Regions from separate parts of the Homo sapiens genome. Here region 2 is linked to region 1. A link is an interaction called in ENCODE POLR2A ChIA-PET data of the cell type or tissue named here. Cell type or tissue: PC-9. All regions are shown on one strand. Links, peaks and the distances in the headings refer to the core of each region. The heading gives the core; the rest is flanking DNA. Region 1 holds the start of LINC02783 (long intergenic non-protein coding RNA 2783). Region 2 overlaps PADI4 (peptidyl arginine deiminase 4).

Evidence for each region. ChIA-PET counts read pairs that join two places held together with the same protein. Peaks named below come from ENCODE experiments on the same cell type or tissue, not always from the same donor. Only the 100,000 strongest peaks of a DNase experiment are listed, where the experiment ranks them.
Region 2: POLR2A ChIA-PET joins it to region 1 with 6 read pairs; 1 of 35 experiments calls an interaction of 5 or more read pairs at or near these places.

The regions. Positions count from the first base shown.
Region 1 is chr1:17,188,637-17,191,540 of GRCh38, forward strand. LINC02783 (long intergenic non-protein coding RNA 2783) reads left to right here and starts at 1,153. Exons shown (of 4, transcript NR_148993.1): 1 at 1,153-1,294. In PC-9, for the core only: no CTCF peak of the experiment used is centred there; DNase peaks (open chromatin) are centred at 1,205 and 1,485; H3K4me3 peaks cover 710 bases; H3K27ac peaks cover 2,500 bases.
Region 2 is chr1:17,347,326-17,350,229 of GRCh38, forward strand. It overlaps PADI4 (peptidyl arginine deiminase 4), which reads left to right. Exons shown (of 16, transcript NM_012387.3): 10 at 616-723. Among named protein-coding and RNA genes, the nearest start is that of PADI6, 23 kb to the right of the region's middle. In PC-9, for the core only: no CTCF peak of the experiment used is centred there; DNase peaks (open chromatin) are centred at 926 and 1,236; H3K4me3 peaks cover 843 bases; H3K27ac peaks cover 2,021 bases.

The sequences.
Region 1 (2,904 bases), core at 170-2,669:
AAGAACTACTTGAGACTGGGTAATTTATGAAGGAAAGAGGTTTAATTGACTCACAGTTCTGCATGGCTGTGGAGGTCTCAAGAAACTTGCAATCATGGTGGAAGAAGAAGTCAGCATCTTCTTCACAAGTCAGCAGGAGAGAGAGACAGCACAGGGGAAACTGCCACTTTTAAACCATCAGATCTCATGAGAACTCCCTCACTATCACGAGAACAGCATGGGGGAAACCACCCCCATGATCCAATCACCTCCCACCAGGTTCTTCCCTTGACACGTGGGGATTACAATTTGATGTGAGATTTGGGTGGGGACACATATCACAGGGAAAGTATGTATTGTGCTCCAAGTCTAATAGATACTGCCAACAGTTTTCCAATGTGATCCTACCAATTTCCATTCTCACAGGGAGTGTCTGAGAGTTCTATTTGTTCCACATCCACATCGCCAACACTTGGTATTGTGAGGCTTTTTAACCTTGGCTATCCTGGTGGTGGAGTCTTCTTTTTGTTTTCATTTGCATTTCCCTGGTGACTAAAGAAGTTGAGCATCTTTTCCTCTGTTTATTGGCCTCTTGGTATCTTTTATGTTTTTAAGTGAAGTGCCTGTTCAATTTTTTTTTTCTTTTTTGGGGGAATAGAGTCTCACTTTCTCACCTAGGCTGGGATGCAGTGGCGCAATCTTGACTCACTGCAACCTCTGCCTCCCAGGTTCAAGCAATTCTCCTGCCTCAGCCTGCTGAGTACCTGGGACTATAGGCGTGCACCACCACACCTGGCTAATTGTTTTACTTTTAGTAGAGACGGGGTTTTGCCATGTTGGCCAGGCTAGTCTTGAGTTCCTGACTTCAGGTTATCCACCCACCTTGGCCTCCCAAAGTGCTGAGATTACAGACGTGAGCCACCAAGCCCGGCGAATTTTTTTTGCTCGTTAAAAAAATCAGGAGGTCTGCCTTTTTCATATTTATTTGTAGGTGTTCTTATAAATTCTGGATGCGAGCTCTTTGTCAGATGTAAGGATTGTGAGTTACCTCCTCTATTAGCAAATTTAACTTGCTTATTCATCAACTCATTCCAAGAGCACCAATAAGGAATGGGCCAGGCCCTGTGCTGGGTGCTGGGTTATCAGAATGAGTATGATGTGGCCCTCATTCTTGAAGACAGCTCGACCGTGATGGAGGAGACAGGCATTTAGAATAAGCATGAAATAAAGGTGGCTGTTAAGGGGTCAGCTCCCCTCACCAAAGTCACTTTTGATTTACTTACAAAAGTTTTCTTAAGATTTCTTCAGAACCCAGGTAAGGTGAAAAGCAAGGGTTTCCCTATGCTTATTTTCTGGGCTGGGTTTTTAAATCCTTTGCAGTGAGTACTGCTTTTAGAAGATTCCTTGACTCCATCAGCTGAATGCGTGCTCATCTGCTGATCCCTCCCTTGGTTTCCGCCCTGTTTTGGGGAATGTTAGGCTGGACCCACCAGGATGTGGTCAAATTCTTGGCCCTGGAATCCAGTTCCTGGTGCTCAGTGTGGGTAAGTCAGACCCAGCCAGGAGGGCGGAGGCTTTGGTCGGGAGTGGGGGTGGGGCCAGGCTGGCGAATGCTCTGGAAAGCTGGGTCCAGTTTAGAAATCTTCACCTCTCCTGGGAAAACTTGTCATGTCAGGCACAGCCAGACTTCCCCTCCCACCCCTCAGGCTGCCAGCCCTGATGGGGACTCAGGGGGCTGTGAGTGGCATGGGGACAGAGGCCAACACATTGGAGTGAAGTGGCCATGCTGAGGCCACAGGCGGTGGGCAGGCATGAAAGCCGGGCCCAGGACATGGAAGAAGCCCATGGCCAATCGGTGCATGAATGATGGGGGGCACCTTGGCAGGCTCGGGGGGCATCGTGTCCTGGAGTCTGAAAACAGGCACAAAAGGGCAGTGCACAGGGTGCCGGGCAGGGCATGAGCCCTGCATTCTAGCCTGGGGCCTGTTCCTAGCTCACCCAGTGCCACCCAGCTCCTTTCTCCGTTCTCTGCTCTTGTGGCCCATGTGTCATTAAGGGCCCAACAGCTCTGACATTCTCTGTAGCTTATCTAGGAAGGAGGCACTGTGAACACCTGGGAGCAGGTAGGCAGTGGGGCCTGGCCTTGGGGAGCCGAGTGACCACAGGGAAGCAAGGGGTGTGCTGGACAGAGGGGCCTGACACCCAGTCCCTTCCTCACGCTGCTGCTACACTGTCACCTCCCAGGAAGGCTCCTGACCCCGGATGGACCCAGAGCCCATGGTCCTGGGGGGACCTCTCTATGTTCATCATCTGAGACACCAAAATAGATGCCCCTTTATCAACTAAGATGGACCCCAAGGTTAAGGAAACAAAAGTTACCTACAGGCAGAAGGTTCAAGGCCTGGTTGGCATGGCAACTCTCTAAATTCCCACCACTGCAAGAATAACCACACCTGGCCGGGCACGGTGGCTCATGCCTGTAATCCCAGCACTTTGGGAGATCAAGGTGGGTAGATCACTTGAGGTCAGGAGTTCGAGACCAGCCCAGCCAGTCTTTACTAAAAATATAAAACTTAGCTGGGTGGTGGTGGTGCGTGCCTGTCATCCCAGCTACTCGGGAGGCTGAGGCAGGAGAATCGCTTGAAACTGGGAGCTGGAGTTTGCAGTGAGCCAAGATTGTGCCACTGCACTCCAGCCTGGGCAACAGAGTGAGTGAGACTACTTCTCAAAAATAACCACACCCAGCTGGGCGTGGTGGCTCATGCCTGTTATCCCAGCACTTTGGGAGGCTAAGGCGGGCTGATCACGAGGTCAGGAGATCGGGACCATCTTGGCTAACATGGTGAAACCCCGTCTCTACTAAAAATACAAAAAAAATTAGCTGGGCGCTGTGGCGGGCGCCTGTAGTCCCAGCTACTCAGAAGG
Region 2 (2,904 bases), core at 86-2,585, 160 kb after region 1:
TTCATCCTAATAGTAACTTATAGTAGTGATTATGTCCAACATCACACCTGCCTGCTAGAATACAAGCCTGCGGAGGCGGAATTTTCAGCAGATTCATTTCTGAAACCTCCCCGTGCTCCTCCTGCTGCTCCAGTGGCCCAGGCTGGGTCTTATCTGCCCTCCTTTGGGGAGGAGGCCGCGAGCTCTGGCGCCAACAGGTCTTCTCTGGCCCATCCTAGCTGCATCAGGAGCCCCTCCTCTGTGTCCCCACAGACCCCTCAACCCCTCACCCCCCATCACCTCCTAACCCTGGTGCCCACTGCCTGGCTCCCTTGTTTTCTCACCTTGAGGAGGGGTCTCAGTTTTGCTCACCAGGGGTCCCCAGCACTGGCCCAGGCACCACCAGGAGTAGGAGGGAAGGGCACTCCTGCAGGCTCATGGCCTCTCGTGCACTGGGCAAACAGGGGGCAATAAGCTCCGCTTCTGAGCCCCTTCTCTGAGATCAAACATCCCATAGGAATGTGCCCTTGACTGCAAGGGTGAGAGTGAGTGGATGGTTTCATGCCCCCATCCTGGCGTCGGGCACCAAGACCCAGGCAGCACGCGCAACAGCCTCCTCTCCACTCACTCCCACAGGATGAAATGGAGATCGGCTACATCCAAGCCCCACACAAAACGCTGCCCGTGGTCTTCGACTCTCCAAGGAACAGAGGCCTGAAGGAGTTTCCCATCAAACGCGTGATGGTACCTGCATGGGGTGGGGAGGGGGCACAGCTGCCGAAACCCTCTTGTCTTGAGACTCCCTCCTTTTAGCCTGCCTTCCCCGCCCGCGCCTGTAGCTGAGTAGCCCAGTGCAAGGAGGTGGAATTCCTACCAAAGTGGGAGCATGTAGGTGGGGCTTGTTATTTTTTTATTACCAAGATAAGATCTGGCTCTTCATTTCCCAAAACCCTTGTCACCCGTGAGCTCAGCTTGATCTCCAGGTAACCCTGCCGAGGAGGTGGCTCAGGCTTGGACCTCCCTGTGCTCTTGAAGAAGCTCTTGCTGCAAGGTGGAGGTGGGGCCGGGGCTGGAATCTTTCCCAATGCCCAGCTGGAGGCTCTGTCTTATGGGTGGTGTTTGGTCTTCAGGGGCTCCATCTGGGATATGGGGGATTTTGGGATCAGTGGATCAGTGGTCATTTCCTGGGTGTGACTTTATCAGCCACAGGCTGTCCATGTGGAGGTGGGAAGTGACGTATTGCTGACTCATGCTTGACTAGCCTGGCAGGTTGATGCAAACTCAGCACAGAACAATAATAATAATAGTTGCATTTATTGAGAATGAGTTGTGTGTTAGCCAGTGCTGCATTCTTTACCTGCACTGACTCATTTAATTTGATAAACTGTTATGGAGATTCTATCAATAGGCCCATTTTATAGAAGAAGAAACTGAGGCTCAGAGTGGAGAAGTTGGAATTCAAACCCGGCCAGTCCGGCTTGGTGAGCATGCTTTTCCCCGCCCTGCCTCCCTCTCCCTGCTTTCCCAGGAAGACCCCAGGCCTGCGCTCTGAGTCCTGGCAGCCCCTTGGCTCAAGGTGCCCAGGGAAAACGACGGAAGGAGTGTGGGGTCCAAGGTTTGCTAGGACAAATGGCTTTCCGACAAGCATCTGTACTGTGCCCCAAGGGAGGGGAGAGTGGCCCTGCCCACACAGAAGGCTTCAGAATGAAACTTCAGTTAAACTCAACAACTTGTCCCGAGTCTCGCTTCCTCCTGGCCAAGCTGTGCGCTGAGCAGTGGAGATGCAGAGATGCTGTTGGATTCACAGTGTGTACTCAGCCATGGGGTCGAGTTCATCCTGTTTCAGCAGCGTTGGGGCGAACCAGCCAGCTGCTACCGTGACTTTGCCCTCTTTCTGCTGCTTTCAGTCCTGCCTGGTTCAGTGGCTGTGTCTACTTTGATGCTCCAAGTATAACAAAGGCCAGATTTTCTGATGCCACAAGTCCTGCTGGACAGACAGACGGACACCTCGGCACCATTGTTGTCCCCTTTCCCACAGACAACTTTGGATGAAGGCAGGCAGCACTGGTCCCTCAGCTAAGCACATCTGTGTATTCCAACTCAAATCACTCAGAATGAGGCCAGGTGTGGTGGCTGACACCTGTAATCCCAGCAGTTTGGGAGGCCAAGGAGGATGGATCACCTGAGGTCAGAAGTTCGAGACCAGCCTGGCCAGCATGGCGAAATCCCGTCTCTACTAAAAATACAAAAATTAGCTGGGCATGGTGGTGTGTGCCTGTAATCCTATCTTCTCAAGAGTTTGAGGCAGGAGAATCCCTTGAACCCAGGAGGCAGAGGTTGCAGTGAGCCGAGATTGCACCACTGCACTCCAGCCTGGGTGACAGAGCAAGACTGTATCAAAAAAAAAAAAAAAGAAAGAAAAAGAAAAAACAACAACAAAAAACACCCAAATCACTCAGAATGAAGAGAATTGGAGAAAAAGTCACACTCAGCACCAGGCTTTGGCCCCACCTGCCTCTCCAGCACCATTGTAGGCCACTCTCGCTGTCCCTTACCCAGCCCCACCTCCACTGGCCTCCTTCCTGTTCTTCAAACTTGCCTAACGTTTCCCCACCTCACGGTCTTTGCATATGCCGTTCCCTCTGCTTGCAGTGCTGTTCCCTGTTCACGGGGCTGGCTGCTTCTCAGCCTTCAGGTTTCAGCTTCTATTTCCTACTCAGTGAGGCCTTCCCTGATGCTAAAAGAGGGATCCCTACTCCCACCCCAACTCCTAGCCTTCTCCACTACAGCCCCCTGTTGACTTCTTCAGTGTATTTTGTTAAAATCATGGACTCGTTCATCTACTTTTCGTTGCCTGCGCTGCTGGGCCTGAGGCTGTTATGCCTTACGCTGTCCATCGGGCAGCTGGCACAAAGCTTCACACAC